Linked DNA regions of Mus musculus: region 1 is linked to region 2. The links are chromatin loops, found by intact Hi-C in ENCODE. Cell type or tissue: left cerebral cortex. All regions are shown on one strand. Links, peaks and the distances in the headings refer to the core of each region. The heading gives the core; the rest is flanking DNA.

Region 1 (8,336 bases), core at 122-8,121, 84 kb after region 2:
TCAATTTTAGAGACAGTCCCATGAGCTGCCAAGAAGAAAGTATATTCTTTGGTGTTTAGGTAAAACATTCAGATAACTCCCAGGTCCACTTGAATCATGGTGTCTTTTAACTTTAGCATTTTTCTGTTTAGTTTTGTCTGTATGGCCTGTCTATTGGTGAGAATGGCTTACGGATAGTCTGATTATTACAACAATAGTTTCATGATATGAAGAGTTCAAGAATCTAGTAGTTGTTCAGCCCACAAGGCTAGACTTTTACCTGGTCTTAAGTATATGCCAGAATCTTGAAGTAGGCTCTAATACCAGTGAATGAATATAGTAAGAGTTGGGGCAAGAAGGCAAAGTAAAAGCACTTCATTCTTCCATGTGCTTTATATAAGCTACCACCAGAAGGTGCAATCCAGATTTAAAAGATCAAGTAACACATAAAAGTAGACTCATTAGAATAATACATAACTTCTCAATAGAGACCCTGAAAGCCATAATGGCCTGGATGGATGGCCTACAAACTCTAAGAGATCACAGATGCCAGCTGAAACTATTATACCCAGCTAAACTATCCATCACAGTTGCCAGAGAAAGAAAAACATCCCATGATAAAACCAAATTCAAGGTGGGTCTTCTTGCCTCAAAAGATCCACATTTAGCATCCTAATCCATCTCCTTCACATGATTTAATTAAGAAAATTTTCTTAAATGTGTACTTAGCCTCTAAGGTTTTAGTTCATTTCAGATGAAGTCAAGTTGACAACCAAAAATAACAACCACACCCACTATCATGGTGTAAGGGTGACTATTCTATTTTTATGCTATAGTGATGTTTCCTTTATAAACTTTGTTGTCCTTGTATTTGGTGTATAAAAGTTTAGACTGGCAATATCCTCTTGGTAGATATTTCCTTTGATAAGTATGCAATCTCCTTCCATACCTCTTTTGATCATTTTTAGTTTGAAGTCTATTTTCTCAGATATTAAAATGGCTACCTACTTGCTACTTGGGTTCATTTGCTTTTTTTTTTTTTTTTTTTTTTTTTTTTTACCTTGCACCCTGAGGTATTTTCTATCCTTGAGGATGATGTGTATTTCTTGGATGCAGAGGAAAGATGGATCCTATTTTCTAATCTAGTCTTTTTCTCTTTGTCTCTTATTGGGAGTTATCAACAAACAGAAATTGTGTTCATTGATTCTTGTTATTTTGTTGTTATGATATGGACATAGCCCCATTTTTGACTTATTGGTCTGGGATTGTTTGTTCCTTACATTTTTTGGGGTATGGTTGGCCTCTTCTGGCTAAAGTTTTCCTACAAGTACCCTTTGAAGAGTTGTATTGGTAGATAGCTATTGTTTGAAATTTGGTTTGATTATGGGATGTTTTTCTTTCTCTCTGGAAACCATGATTGATAGTTTTGTTAGGTACAGTAGTATGGGCTGGCATCTATGATCTCTTAGAATTTGTATAACACCCATCTAGGCCATTCTGGCTTTCAAGGTCTCCATTGAGAAGTCAGGTGTTATTCTAATGAGGCTACTCTTATGTATTATTTGGTCTTTTTCTCCTTGCAGCTATTACTATTCGTTCTTTGCTGTGTACATTTAATGTCTTGATTATTATGTGTAATGGGAAATTTCTTTTCTGGACCTCTCTATTCAGTGTTCTGTATGCTTCTTATACCCTGGTAGGCACCTCCTTCTTTAGGTTAGGAAAATTTTCTTCTATGCTTTTGTTAAAAAAATATATATATATTTCCTGTGCTACTGACCTGGATTTCTTCTACTTCCTCTGTCCCTATTCATAGATTTGGTCTTTTCATGGTATCCAAGATTTTTCTGGATGTTTTGTGCCTATATTTTATTAGATTTAACAATTTTTGGTTGAGGTACTGTTTCTTCTGCTTTGTCTTCAACATCTGGGATTCTCTCTTTCATGTCTTGTAATTTGTTGGTGAGGCTTGCCTCTGAGGTTTTTTGTTTGACGTCCTAAATTTTTCACTTCCAGTTTAATTTCAGTTTGGTTTTCTGTAATGATTTCAGTTTTTGTTAAATTCTCCTTTATGTCTTGAATTTTTTTCATTTTAGACAATTGTTTCTTTATGTTTCAGTTTTCACTAAGAGATTTATTCATATTCTCTTTCATGTCCATGAATATATTCATAATTGCTATTTTGAAGTCCTTGTCTTACATTGCTCAGGGCCTACTATAGTAGGGTTACTGGTCTCTAGTAGAATAAAATTGTCTTAGTTGTTGAGTTTGTGTTTTTGCTTTGGGGTGTAGGTATCTGGAGTTAGGATGATTGAGGTGTTTGTAGGTTTTGGTATCTGGTCTTGTCTTTGCCATGTTGGTGACTCAGTTTTTGGTTGCTTTTGCTCTCTTAGGATCTTAAGCAGTAAGTGTATCAACTGTGAGTTCATGGCAGAGAGTACTTCTACATGTCTGTGGGTGTCTGAGAGAAATAAAGATGGGCTAGGGAGAAAAGAGTGTTAAGGGCCATGGGAAAGAGCTAGGGAGATACAGTCCACACTAAGAGGTAGAGTTCCTAGGTAGTGGAGATATGGTTATAGGAGGGGGCTCCTGAAAGTAAGCTGCAATAAGATAAACAAAATTTCTGGAGAGACAAGGATGATAGGGCTAGAGTATCCCTGTGTCTGTACAAGGTGGAGTCTCAAGTGATTGGAGTTGGGGTAGGAGAAGAGGTACCTGCAAGCAGGTGAGACTAGAGAGGTTGTAATGGAAGACAGGAAGGATAATGAAGATCACCAACCTGACTCCCAGCCTAGTGTTGCCACTGGGATTCTGTGGTTTAAAAAAAAAAAAAAGGTTTTTGATTATTGCCACAAGCTCATACAAAGGAAAGGAGATGAGCTACAAGGGACGTCTGAGAGGTTCCATGGAAAAGGGCTAAGCTGGGTCAGCACCAAGAGGCAGAGTCTCCAGAGTATGAAATCTTATTTTTTTTTCTACGACAGGTTCTCACTGTGTAGTCCTGGCTTTCTTGGAATTTACTCTGAAGACCAGACTAACCTCAAACTAATGGAGATCCACCTGCCTCTGCCTCTGCCTCTGCCTCCTGAGTGTTGGGATTAAAGGTGTGTGCCACTGTGCCTGGCTTTGTAAACTTCTTTTAGTTGATGTTTTAGACGGTTTAATAGCTATCATCATAAGAGATTCAACTTCCAACACTCATGTGCATTATATATCTGTGGTGGCTTGAATGAGAATGGTCTCCATGGAATCCTATGTTTGAATACTTGGTCCCTCACTGCTGGAACCGTCTAGAAAGATTAGGATGTATGATCCTGTTGCAAGAGGTATGCCACTGTAGGCCAGCTTGCTCTGATGTTTTAAAAGCCTCATGCCATTTCAGCTAGTTCTCTCTGCTTTCTGTTTGTGGATCAAGCTTTGTGCTCTCAGCTGCTGCTCAGCACCACGCCTGCCTGCCTGCCTGCATGCCTGCCTGCCTGCATGCCTGCCTGCCTGCATGCCTGCCTGCCTGCATGCCTGCCTGCCACCATGCTCCCCACCATGACGGTGGTGGACTCTTATCCCTCTGGAACTGAAAGCTCCAAATAAACTCTTCCTTCTATAAGTTGCTTTTATGGTGTTTTTATTACAGCGACAGAAAAGTGATTGATAATATTCAAGTGTCTTAACTGGACTTCTGTCAGGTTATATGGGAAAGCAAGTCAAGACATCCAGACTTAGGGCTTGAAAACACTCTGTGTAATCATTTCACACAGGCTCAGCAGTTATGACTGTGAAAACTACTCCAAGTTCATCTCGCAAAACTGTGAAAGGGAGACCCAGGTGACCTGGGACAGGTTCTGCTGCCTTTCCTTTCATTTTCTGACTGCATGTTCACACAAGACAAAAGTAAACAGTATGAGCAAACTGAAGTTGGGAACTTTGCATTCCCGCTAGGCGTTGGAAACTCCCTCCCCTGCCTATCACTGGGACCTCTGAAAAGATGGTCCTAATTGTCTCGTTCCCATGCTGCAGGCTGTTTTACCTCTCCAACTCGGGGGAAAGAAGAGTCTTTCCTTTCCAAGTGACAGATGGTCTCCTCCGCCTGGTTTTGCTGCTTGCCAGCATTCATCATTCTGTACCCTTTGGCTACTTTTGACAGTCTTGAACGACTGAACTGATCGTCATCTCTAAAATGTCCTTATGCTATTGCCTTCTGGGATATATTCACTCTTGTTTTTTTTCCTCCGATGCTGACTGTACCTAGACCTTCCCTGACTCCTCCCACCAGCTATTTGCCACTTCTGGAAGTCCTCCTTGTCTTCTGGGTGTTCTGTCTTTTCCAGTGGTGATCTCTGTACCATCTACCTAGCAGCATGCTGGCCCTCAGCTGTGTCTCTGATCTCCACTTGTGAACTGCACACTCCTAGTTCTGACCTCCCAATTCTGAGTTTTACACTTAGGGTTAGAACTGCCTACTCATACCAGCATGGAGATTTAGCAGTATCTATAACCAAACATGCCCGACAAGAGTCATTTCTCCTCTTTTTTTTCCCCAAGTCTTCATATTACCCTCAGCCTGGAGATCCGGAGTCATTGTTAGTAACCTGTGATGATTTGAATGGTAATGACCCCACAGGCTCATATAGTTGACACTTGGTCTCCACTCGGTAGAACTGTTTTGGAAGTATTAACAGATGTGGAAGAAGTCTCTTTCTTCTACTGGTACAGCAATAGAGAGGTAACTAGGAAACTATTTCTCTTCAGTGTGCCTCCACGTCCAATCTATCCTACTCTGGCAGAATCTTTTCTGTGCCTTCTTCCTCTCCATTACTTGCCTTCTTAGCTACCTCTGGGTCTGTGGGCATCCCCACCCCCTTTCTAACAGAAATGCTCTCAGAATCTCCTCTATGATAGATCTGTTCAGGGTCTGCACTTAGAAGTTTCCAAAACCTCTGGTCCCTTCTGGCCTTCGAATGTTGTATTTCCTTCTAGATGATTTATCCTGGCAGGCATACCAACTCATTCTCCAAAGTGGCCTGGGTAAATGATGCTTTATGTGGTAGCACTGGTTGCTTTCATTAACTCAACACAAACTTAGACATATCGGGGGAAGAGAAAGTTCAAATAAGAACCCCACCCCCACCCCATTAAATTGCTTGTAGCCGAGTCTATGGGGTATTTTCTTAATGAGCAAATAATGTGGGAGGGCCCAGTCCAAAGTGGGTAGTGCTAACCCTTGGGAAGCTGGTCCTGCATGATAAAAAGAGATCAGACAGAGCAAGCCATGAGGAACAAGTCCATAACAGCATTCCTCTATGGGTTCTGCTTTCCTTCCCGCTTCCGGGTCCCTGCCTTGACTTCCCTCCAAGATGGAGTGTGACCTGAGAGTTGTAAGGCAAAATAAAATTTTCTTCCCCAACTGCTTTCGTCACAGTCTTTATCATGACCATAGAAACCTAGAACAGTGGTCATCCTCTCATGGCTGTCAGGGAAAAGCCAGATTTACCTGTCTTACAGTATGGCCTCTGCTACCTGCTACCCCTTCCTCCTATAATTCATGTCTTCCTCTCATCCTGAAGGCTTTCTGCCATTTCCCACCGCTCAAATCCATACTCTTCCATGCTAAGCCAAATCGTCTCTCTTCCGTGGACCTGCATATCCTATCTGCTGCCCTCCCCATCTGCAAAGAGGAGCCTTTCTCCTCCCTCTCCCCGCTACCCCTGCACACACACCTGTAGCAATTTCTCTAGATCTCTCTCACATCTCTCAGTGTGACTGTGGTACAACACCTGGCACACTGCATGTCCCCAAAGTGTCTTTTAAAGGGGGCTTTGACGCAGCAGGAAGTCAAGAGTATTTCCAGCTGGCTCTGATCAGAAGGAAAAACTTTTACCTTTCATGTGGGATCTGCTCGAGAAAAATGTAACATGTCAGAGCCAAATCTATTTCTTCCTCATCTGTGGACTAATAAAGAGAAAAATTGCGACTGCCCAATCCTGCCCCCGTGAACTCAGTAGAGTAATAAGAACACGCCCTGCTGTTGAAATGCCGTGGTGAAATAAGAGTGATGTATACATTCTATCCCCTGCCATCCGTCTTCCCAGCCCAGGGCCCATGTGGGGCAAAGGAAACACAAACTTCTGGGATCCGACAGATGGCTGAATACAGCTGTGGCTCGCTCCCTCCCTCCCTCCCTCCCTTCCCTTGCTCCCCTCGGATTGTCAGTGGCATGCTGTATAAGCCTGGGTGAGGGCAAACAACGGCCACATCAGAAGTACTGAGTGCGCTACTGCCCACCCTGGGAGTCCCAGCGGCAGCCTGACACCCACTCTGCTTGCGGAGTCAAGGCAGGGGATTGTTTGGAGGGTACAGTCTAGGTGACTGGTAGGGTGAAGAGGCGCTCTTCAACCTGGCCAGGGTGATGCTGAGCTATATGGTGAAGAAAGGGTTCTATGTTCATTAAATAAGTTTGATAGCGTCGTTATGGTTGTGCAAACCTGTAGACACAGCACGAAGAGGTCCATATCGGAGGATCATAAACTAGAGACTGGCTTGGGCCACAAAGTGAGACTCATAGTAAAAGGTCATAGAGCTTTGGGCTGTATGGCATTATAGAGTTCACCTCTCGAATATAGAGGGCTGGGGTAGCTCGGCGGTGAAATGTTTGCCAAAAGTAGCCAAAACCTTGTGCTCAGTCCCAGCAAACCTTCCCACCCAGAGCTGCCATGAATCTAATGACCCTCAAATGTTTGTGGGCCCTAACTCACACTAGGTTTCAAAATATATATTGTATATGAAACAATATCTTCGACAAATGGAAAGCACTTTTAAACTGTCTAGTGTTTCAAAAACTATTCTTATTAATACACACATATAGGTATATGTATTTGTATACATATACGTAGAGAGGGGGACATATATAATGTATATGTATGTATATGTATACTGGTCATGCATGACTTGATGGTTTTCCAGACTCACTAATGGGATAGAACCTTTAGTTTGAAAGAATTTGACCTCTGTCCTTTGTTGTTGTTGTTGTTATTTTCCCCTTAAGGAAGCAGTGACCCAGAATAATGAGATGACTTTGCCTAGAAAAGCAAAGAGACATTTAAATTCTAGCTTGAGGGATGGGCGTTAGAGATATTGAATCCTTATGCTAGGTCTGGTGGTTTATGTGTATAAGCACAGTTGGGAAACTGAGGCAGGAGAATTGCCATAAGAACAAGGCTAGCTTAGGCTACATAGCAAGACTTTGTTTCGAAAACACAGACCCCATTGATCCTTGGACATTTTAGGACTGGCCTTCTCCAGGCGTCCCTTTGTTTAGGAAGATGATGAATTCTTAGCGAGTGAGGACTCCAGGACTTTTCTAGCTCCACCAACACATGCTGAATGTTTGGCTGCTTCTGAGTAGGAATTCTCAGCTAAGCTAGGCTTGGGCATAGGTAATGCCACCTGAGGGAAGGAGAGGGCCCGGTAGAACTGCGTAGGGTTTTGGTCTGATACGTGTATCTCCCAGCCTTTCTGCCAAGCAGTTCTCCTTTTGGAAGCCACAGTTGCAGCTGACAAGTTGCTGGTGGGGTGTAGTCTAGCACTGCAGTGTGATACAGCAAAAGAAGCCAAAGGCAGGGAGTATTGGCATTTTGTGTAATGGTTTCATACTGTCTGGATTTCATAAATCAGGACAAATTAAAAAACAGTTTAGAAATCAATATCAGATTGTCAATTTTTCCTTGTCCCATGTAAGAAAATACTTGAAAAAGGAGGAGGAGGGAAGGTGGTGGTGTTGGTGGTGGCAGCGGCAGGGATCACCAACACCTCTACCCAGTCTATTACCAATCATGAAAAAGAAAATATGTCATCCTGGATGATAGGTAATTTCAAACACTGACTAAGTCTAGCACTTTATATATCACAACTACCATGCTGTCCTCATTTTCCTGGGAACACACTTCATTACAGATGTGCTGGTGTGTAAACCAGTCTTTGGAATTACTGCTCAGATAGATCTAAACTCCTTCCCGAGGCTATTCACCCTCAAATGAGGAAATCTGAATGTTTTCTGCTTCGCTCAACATGAAGGATAATTGTTTTAAGTCATTTAAAAAAAACCATTAAGTGGTTTGGAAAATTATGCACAAGCCATTAGCTAGATTATACTAAATATAAAAAGCAAGGCAGCTCCTATTATCTGGTTTATCAAGCCAGTGCCCCTTGTCTACTAATCACTGCTGTTCTAGAATTGGTCACTGAAGGCAGGGGATACTTGCTTCTCTCCTCAGGAGGGCATTAGAGGTATTGGACTGGCTTCCCCAAACCCTTTCTTCCTCAAAAGCACCTATGTGTCAAGCTACATTCATTGTATGCATAGT
Region 2 (8,336 bases), core at 219-8,218:
AGAGTACTAAAGCATAGAAGACCACATACATGCTCTTGGGACTCTAAGTCAACAGACTACAAATGTTTCTTACTGCGGTATCAACAATAGCTAACAAGCCTAAACATCCATCAACAGATGAAGGGGTCTAGAAAACATGTGGAGATAAGCAAACAAAATAAACTAGACTCAGACAGAGCAAAACCATCTTTTCTTTTATATGCAGAATTTAGGTGTGTGTGTGTGTGTGTGTGTGTGTGTGTGTGTGTGAGAGAGAGAGAGAGAGAGAGAGAGAGAGAGAGAGAGAGAGAGAGAGAGGAAGAGAGAGGAAGAGAGAGAGAGAGAAGTAGAAAGGGGATTTATGGGAAAGATGAGATCTTAATGGAAGAAAGATGGGGGAGAGGGGAGACTTGGGAGGGAGAGGACCAACAAGAAAGGGCAAAGGAGGAGTAAGAGCAGAGTATGCTAACATCTGTTTGTGAGATGCTAACATCTGTTTGTGAGATGCTAAAATGAACCTGTTCTTTATGTTAGCTTTAAAAAAGTAAAAAGACAAGAAACACCTGAGCATGTGCCTGAAATCCCCGCATGCTGCTTGTTGAATCAGGAGGGCTGAGAGGCTAGCCTAGGTTATTTAAAGAACATAAAACCAGCCTGGACTGAAGTAGTGAGATGCTGGAGAGAGGGGGTAGGGAAAAGGAGAAGGAGAAGAAGCAGCAGAAGCAGGAGTAGATGGGGAGGGGGATAAGAAGAGAAAGAAAATTCTTCACCATGCTGCCTGTCAGCTGGATGGCACATGGCAGGATTTTTTGCAGTTTGAGGCTCCCAGGACACCCACATTACTAGCCCTTCCCTGTACTCTGCAATGGAAATGTGTAAGAGGGAAAGAATGAATGCTGTTGTATTCCAACTACCTCATGTCTTCGTTGTGTTAGCACCAGAGTGGCAAGCCAAGCAATCTAATAGTGGGGAAGATGGTGAAGCCCCTGGGACCAGGTGTTCTCAGTGGGGATGGGGTTGGGGGGAGGATGGCTCTCAGTGGCCTTTGCAGCTTTAACTTCTGGGCATTTGTAAACAGAGTTCACCACAGCTCCCCTGACAGCTGCAATCAGTTTTGCTTTCTTTCTCCTAAGCTGCAACCTCTCTCCACCTACCACCCCCACTTCCTGCTCTCCTTCACCCCCAGTTTAAACCAGTTCTGTATGGAGGGGTGGGTCTCTTGGTGGCAGAGCTAAACCTGATTTCTTACTTCCCCCTTCTTCAAAGACGACATTGCTAACCTCTTAAATACTTCCTGTAATTGATTATAAGAAGGGCCAAAAGAGAAAATACATGACTCGATTTTGAAAACCAAACTGGTGATGTTTTCTCTGGTAGGTAGGTTGGAAGCCTGTCTGCACACCCCACACCCCACAGACTTCTTTTTAAATCTGTTATCTAGAAGCAAGCTGAACCACCACCTAGCTAACTGCCAACAAGCCCACCTCACCCATCTATCTGCGAAGTTGGACTCTTCAGAATTTTTGCAACCCTTTGCTTAGCACAGCAAAAAATATCCCCCAGGGTATGGTTAAATCTTGCCCTAACCCTATGCTCTGAAACTCTGGAAGGACAAAACAAATTGACCACATTCTCTTGAAAAGCTCGATTTGGAGGCTGGAGTGGGCAACTGCAGATAAAAATTTTTGGCAAAAGCAGGCTAGAGAGGTGTTCAGAGAATAAAGGTACTTGCTACAAAGTCTGAGGAACTGAGTTTAACATTGGATTCCACAAGTAGACCACCACACACACACACACACACACACACACAGAGAGAGAGAGAGAGAGAGAGAGAGAGAGACAGAGACAGAGACAGAGACAGAGACAGAGACAGAGACAGAGACAGACAGACAGACAGAGAGGGAAAGAGAGAGAGAGAGAGATTAAAAATTAGAAATGGTTAGAGATAGCTCAGTGGTTCAGAGCACTTGTTCCTCTTGCAAAGGTCCCAGATTCAGTTCCAGCATCAATTTCGTGCCTCACAGAAATCCATAGTTCCAGGGAATTCAACATCCTCTTCTGGCCTCTGTGGGTAACATGCATGCATAGGTGCATAGGTACACATGTGGGCAAAATAACCAGTCAGACATGTAGAATAAAACAAAGAAATATTAAAAAGAGAACTTTTGATGAAGGCAAATAAATGCTCATCAGAAATGTGGCTCACTTTCCTGGAGGGTAGGTTCCTGACACTGCTGGGGAAGACCGTGGCTAGCAGGTTGGACAAAGAAGCTACTAGGACATACTGTAGCCCTGATCTAGGCTCCATTGTCACAATAACAGCATTCCCATGGATCTTCTGCACACACAGCCTCTTATTGGGCATCTCAGATGGCTGTAATTTAGAGCAGCAACATCAGGAGGTAGGGACTAGGGAATCTTTCTCTGGGGTCGGTGTCTCTGTCTTCCAATATCTGCACACTGACTGATGCTACCCTTTCCCAACTCAATCCTAGACCAAGCCTGGTAGGGAGAGTGAGTCAGAGCCAGACACAGGATCCTATCTCTCTGATTCTTGACTTCTTGGAGATTCCTGATTCAAGTGCTTCCCAAATATTCTCAGGCACTAAATCGTACAAGTTTTAGGGCTCTTCTTTGGGGGCACCTAGCCCCCTCCATCTCTACTAGTGATGCAAGACCCTAGACGGCATCTGAGTCACCTGTGTCCACAGAAGGACACAAGTATTGACGGGATCTTTGCTCGAGGCAGGTAACGTGAGGCAGTGACCAGAGTGTCAGTATCAGGGAAGGAGACATCCTAATGACAGCTTTTTTCAGATAATCTTGCTTCCAGCCTCACATAAAAGGACATGAGTTAGCCAGACATTGCTATATGATATGCAAAATCACCCTCTTCTCCAGCCATGTCACTGGGACCATGAACCCAGTATGTAAGCCTAGTGTGCCTGCCCGGCCCCCTCTGTAAACAGGCTCCCAGCCAGTCTATCTCCTGATCCAGCTTCCTGGAATGCTCAAAGGCCATAGGGTTTAATTCCATGCATCACAAAAATAAATCCATCATGCTCTATACCCAGAAATGGGATAAATGGATGCTGCAGTCTATCTGAACTGTGGTTGGTTATATGTTTGGACCCTGGCTTAATTAGCTTTTCTATTGTTGCAATAAGACAGCATGGTTAAAAGCAACTCATGGAGAAAAGGGTTTATTTCATCTTAGAGCTTGTACTTCATCATCCAAGGAAGTCAGGGCAGGAACTCAGGGTAGGATCCTGGAGGCAGGAGGTGATGCAGAGGTCAAGGAAGCGTGCCATTTACTGGCTTTCTCAGCCTGCTTTCTTGTAGCACCTAGAGTCACCTGCCCAGGAGTGGTACCACCCACTGTGAGTTAGGCCCTCCTAAATCTATCATTAATCAAAAGGATATTCCACAGACTTACCTACAAGCCAATCTTATGGAGGCCTTTTCTCAATTAAGATTCTCTCTTCCCAGATATCTACATTTGTGTCAAGTTGACAAAAACCAACCAGCACGGACCTCAAGGTGCTGAGTGGAAGCCTTAACCAGGGCAGAGGTAGGCTAAGGTCCCAGGGAACACAGTATAACCCTCAATACAGGAAATTTTTCACTGCAGATGCTGAGGGTCAACAGAGTTGGATGTTACAAGATGATTTAACTCTGACCAACAAAAGCTTGGGCCACTAATCAATACTATGAACCACCAGCAAGTCACAAGCATTAAGGCTCTTCAGACCCACTTGGAAAATATTTAGGTCATCTAGGTTTTGAGAAATCACTCAGGGTCCTGCACATTTCCACATACTCTAAGTGGTCAGCATGCTTATGGTCCACAGACCATACTTCAAGAAACCAGGCCACTCTCTAGATTCACAAGGCTACTCACTACATCAGCAAGGAGCCAAGTTCATCAAGAGACCACTGGGTCCAGGTCTGGCTAAAATGCCCTCCTAACTCTAACATTTCTTGTTTCACAAAGAGAAAATCCTTATAAAGATACCATAATTGTCTTCACTGACACTTTCAGGTTTGAGGTGTAAAAGGCACCCCTCTAAGCTAGCCTACACCATGGTAGAACTGACAGAAGCCAGGTTTGCCTAACTCTAAAGCCTGGCCTCTGATCACAGGATTCTGCTTTTCTGAGATAGGGGGAACAATAAGACCACATTTCGTTGGCAACAGGAAACGAAAGTATCGCAAGGGACAGAGAGCCTATGATTAGATCAGACGGCTCCCTGAGCTTCACACAGTGTCAGTAGGATCACTGCACAAACCAACTGGAGCAGCATTCAGAAGCGCACTGCAACATCCAAGTGAGTCACAAGGCATTCAGCTCTCATCTGCGTGTGGTCTATCTGCCCCGCCGGAGCATGCGCTGCAGGAAGCAAGCATTTTGTCCTACTATCCTGTTATCGCAGGGCTTAGCACAGTACTGGCTTTTAAGAAACCTTTGTGGGGGGCTGGTGAGATGGCTCAGCAGGTAAGAGCACCCGACTGCTCTTCCGAAGGTCCGGAGTTCAAATCCCAGCAACCACATGGTGGCTCACAACCATCTGTAAGGAGATCTGACTCCCTCTTCTGGAGTGTCTGAAGACAGCTACAGTGTACTTACATATAATCAATAAATAAATCTTTAAAAAAAAAAATTTAAAAAAAAAAAAAAAAAAAAAAAAGAAACCTTTGTGGGATGAATTAATGAATGAGTGAATGAATGCATTTCAATGCTTTCTCTCTCCCCGGGGATATGTGGAGCCTGCTTTGCTCCTGCTCATTTCACAAGAAGCAAGCACTAGAAGTCAAACAACCCCAGCCTCTGTGTGATCATCCAGGACAGAAGCTAAGCAGGCAGGAGCATCCAAAAGCTGTGTATCCTTCCACTCCTCCTGGCTGGTGGGCAAGAGCGCCTGCTGTGGCCCTGCTCCTGCTCCCCCCCCCCACCCCCCCCGCCCCCGCCTCCCCAGGAGAAGCCAAGCAGGCACAAAGCCACCTGCTGTCTGGAGCAGCTTGCAACAGCGAAGCGCCAGGCTGCCAACTCGTGTACACTCTGAGAGAACTTAGAAGCTTCCCTTGAGGCCGGCGGCCTTTGTGCCTTCCAGGCAGTAGTGAGGGGCAGGGAGGTACAGCCACTTAAACAAAGTTGCCTGTGTCTCTATGATCATGTCCAGCCTCAGTCACCTGTCCTCAGATTCACAGGAACCAGGAGTCCTCAGCCCTCTTTCCAAATACTCCCTTTTCCCAGAGTCCCCGAGAGAGCCGTGCCATCTGCCATCAGGTCCCACGACTTCACGAGTATCAAGGGGTGTTTTGGATGGATTCCGGAAGAGCTCACGGGGCCACCCCCAGCTCTGTTGGCACCACTGGCCTTGGAATCCTCTCTCTGCAGGACCATGTGCTCCTCAATGCTGTTTGCCTTCTCTGTGTTTACTTAATCCTAATGATTAGTCCTTTGCAGCATCTAGCCTCCTCCCTCCCTTTGCAGCTCACAGACACCTCCCCTTGCTAACTTGCAGGCCTGCTCTGTCCCGGTGACTGACTTCCCAGGCATGGTCACCTCCAACTGTACACTTAACCACACAGACACTACAGAGGACTGAATGGCCTTTCCAAGCTACTTCCAAGATGGGAACAGGGGTTTGGATTGGAGAAAAGATGTCAAGGAGCTCAGACCATTTCCCCCACTGCACGCAGGAGCAGGTTCTAACCAGGACCTCACTCTGTTTCTAGACACCAGCCTGCAGTCAGAGTCGACCTCTATAAAGACATGCCTGGAACAAATGTCCAAGATGGGTTTTGAGCCTAGAGTGATAAAGAGAATCAAATTCATTTTCTCGTCAGTCAACAAGATCTTCGACTTGGCTGAGAGTGCAGCCATGGATACTGGTCTATGATGAAGAGAACTCACTCTGTTGAGTTCCTAACAGATGCCAAAGGGTAAGATTGGAGTCTCTGGCAGAGAGGGCACTGTCTGTCACAAACAATGGAAGTGGCCTTGGCACAGTGTCAAATGAGCTGAGAGCAGCCGACACCAGCGTGTCCCTTTTGAGTGTTGCTTCCTGAGAGCGGTCTGCGTTTGAATTAGGGAAAATGAACAACAAAGGCTGTAGTTGTCTCTGTGGGAAATGGTCACAAGCTAGAACATACTTAGCTCTGACTTCTATACATTTAGGGCCAATGCGATTGCTAAAGGTGGAAGAATGGGGAGTAAGGGCCAGCACATGGCTGCAATAGTGGCCATATTGATCATGTGGCCTAATGGGCTGGTCCTTCTTTCCCACATGTCTAGCCAACCCTAGACTGCTAGGCCCTGGCCAGGAGCACTCCGGGGAGCGACATCATACAGCTGGATAGTTCAGGCAAAGCAGCAGGACTGTGCCTCTGTTAGGGTTGTGAACCTGGTTTCATTCCACAGCCTGTAGGTTTCTGTCCATTAATCAACCCTAACCATGCATGAGATGGCAGAGCAGCTCATCAACCAGGTGGGTGTACACTCTGAAGATGCACAGAACCAAGGATAAAGTCCTGTAGTGAGTTGTAGGGTACCAAGCCACTCAATGTCCCTAGGCCTCAGATTTCTCACAAGTAATTTACAATAACTAACTGCTGTGTGACAAAACTTTTCCTGGGGAGACACAACAAACACATCTGCTCACCCCAGGCAGGGAACCCGGGACTGAACAAAGTACAGATGCCACAAAGTCCAACCTGATGAACCAGTGAGTTCTGTTGGGGTTATGTCCAGGAATATGGATGAGGGATTAGTTATAAGAGCAGAAATGATTCAAAGATAGCTGTGTCACCAAGGTTCCATCGCAGCACCACTACATCTCACAAAGCTTGGAACCTACCCAGCTCGCATAGGTTGGAGTGCGTCCTTTCCAGGTGACTTAGTTGATCGAAACCTCTTCCAGTCAGGCCAGCTGGCTTCTGCTGCTTCCAAGCAGCTGGTCTGGCTTCAGAGTCTTCTTTGTAGCTCCGTTTGGCTGAGTGTGTCCCTTACAGTTCAGCTTCCTTCCATCTGAGGTGAGCTCTGAGCTTTGATTGCTCTGGCAAGGAGAGGCCCACTGCATCTGGTCAGCTTCAGGGACTTCCTGAAGCTATCTTGAAATGTTTACCTTCCTACTTAAGGAGTGTCCCTGAAGGATGGAATGTTTCAATCCAGGAGAAAACTATTACACAATGCTAACCCAATAGAAAAAAAAAAAAAAAAGATCCGGAGAGGCAACCATTGCACAGAAAATACAAATTTCCAATATGTGAAAATGTGTTCAGGCTCTCTGGCCACCAGGAAACATCAATATCTTATTCTTTCAAATTTGAGATTGAGGCTGTCAAGTGGTAGCACAGAGGTCCTGTCACATAGAACTGGTAGGAATGGTTCGGCTACACTGAAGGGCTGTTTGTGAGTCTCTGTCAGATCCTAAGTTCAAGCCCTTTGACCTCACCATCCCATTTCACAGAAGACATCCTAATGAAATAGCTGCACATATGATATGATATGATATGATATGATATGATATGATATGATATGAGTGGTTGTTGCTGTTTTGCTTATAGGGCCCTAAAGTAAAGGAAGAAAAGAACTAAAATACAACGGGCAAAAAAAGAAAAGAATGAGGGAGGAAAACAGTGGGGCAAGAAAAGGGGGGGAGTCAGAGCGTAGGGAGGAACATGCCCAGCGTGATGTATGTGCATGTAAGAAGGCTGCAATAAACAAAGGAAAGGGAAGTACAGACGGGAGAGAAGCTGTCTGTTTGTGCATAGTAAGATGGTTGGCAAGTAGGGGGTCAGTGGGTGCAGAGAGACCTCCAGGTTCTAATGCAGCTGCAATGCTGCTATCCATGGCCAGCCGGAGAGAATGAGCAGGACACAGTCCTTGCAGGGCGGTATCAGAACAGCACACATTTTTGTTTTCCTTAGGCAGGATAGAGTAGAAATCCAGCAGAGTGCACATCCAACGGTGCCCACTATGGAGCAGGAGAATAGCAAGAGGCAGAGGGTTCACATTTCACTCTCTACCCCAGATTCATAAATCTGTGGGTTTGCATTTCATTTCTATATGGTCATCTATCTTCTCAGGTCCTAAGAGGCTGTCAGCATGACACTGGGCATGGGGAGGCTGCAGCTCGAGCAGAGTCAGAAAGAAGTCCAGTGCAGACAGGGCATGCGACATTTCCAGTGCCCACCTGATGTCTCACACAAACTTACAGCCCACAGGTGCTGAATAGGGCTTGGGAGTCTGAAGCCTGAACACGTGGTGGGGGTTGGAGAATCCCAGTAGAAGACAAGGCTGGACTTCAGGACAAAGATGCCTCATAAAAGTGGGTGAAGCGCAGAGATAAGTA

The links. Peaks named below come from ENCODE experiments on the same cell type or tissue, not always from the same donor. Only the 100,000 strongest peaks of a DNase experiment are listed, where the experiment ranks them.
Region 1: a loop joins it to region 2, with 2.9 times the contacts of the local background. A loop is called at or near these places in 5 of 42 quality-filtered maps.

What each region holds. Positions count from the first base shown.
Region 1 is chr6:54,798,539-54,806,874 of GRCm38, forward strand. No RefSeq gene overlaps it. Among named protein-coding and RNA genes, the nearest start is that of Znrf2, 14 kb to the right of the region's middle. In left cerebral cortex, for the core only: no CTCF peak of the experiment used is centred there; a DNase peak (open chromatin) is centred at 4,054.
Region 2 is chr6:54,714,761-54,723,096 of GRCm38, forward strand. No RefSeq gene overlaps it. Among named protein-coding and RNA genes, the nearest start is that of Mturn, 37 kb to the left of the region's middle. In left cerebral cortex, for the core only: no CTCF peak of the experiment used is centred there; DNase peaks (open chromatin) are centred at 4,269, 4,979 and 5,966.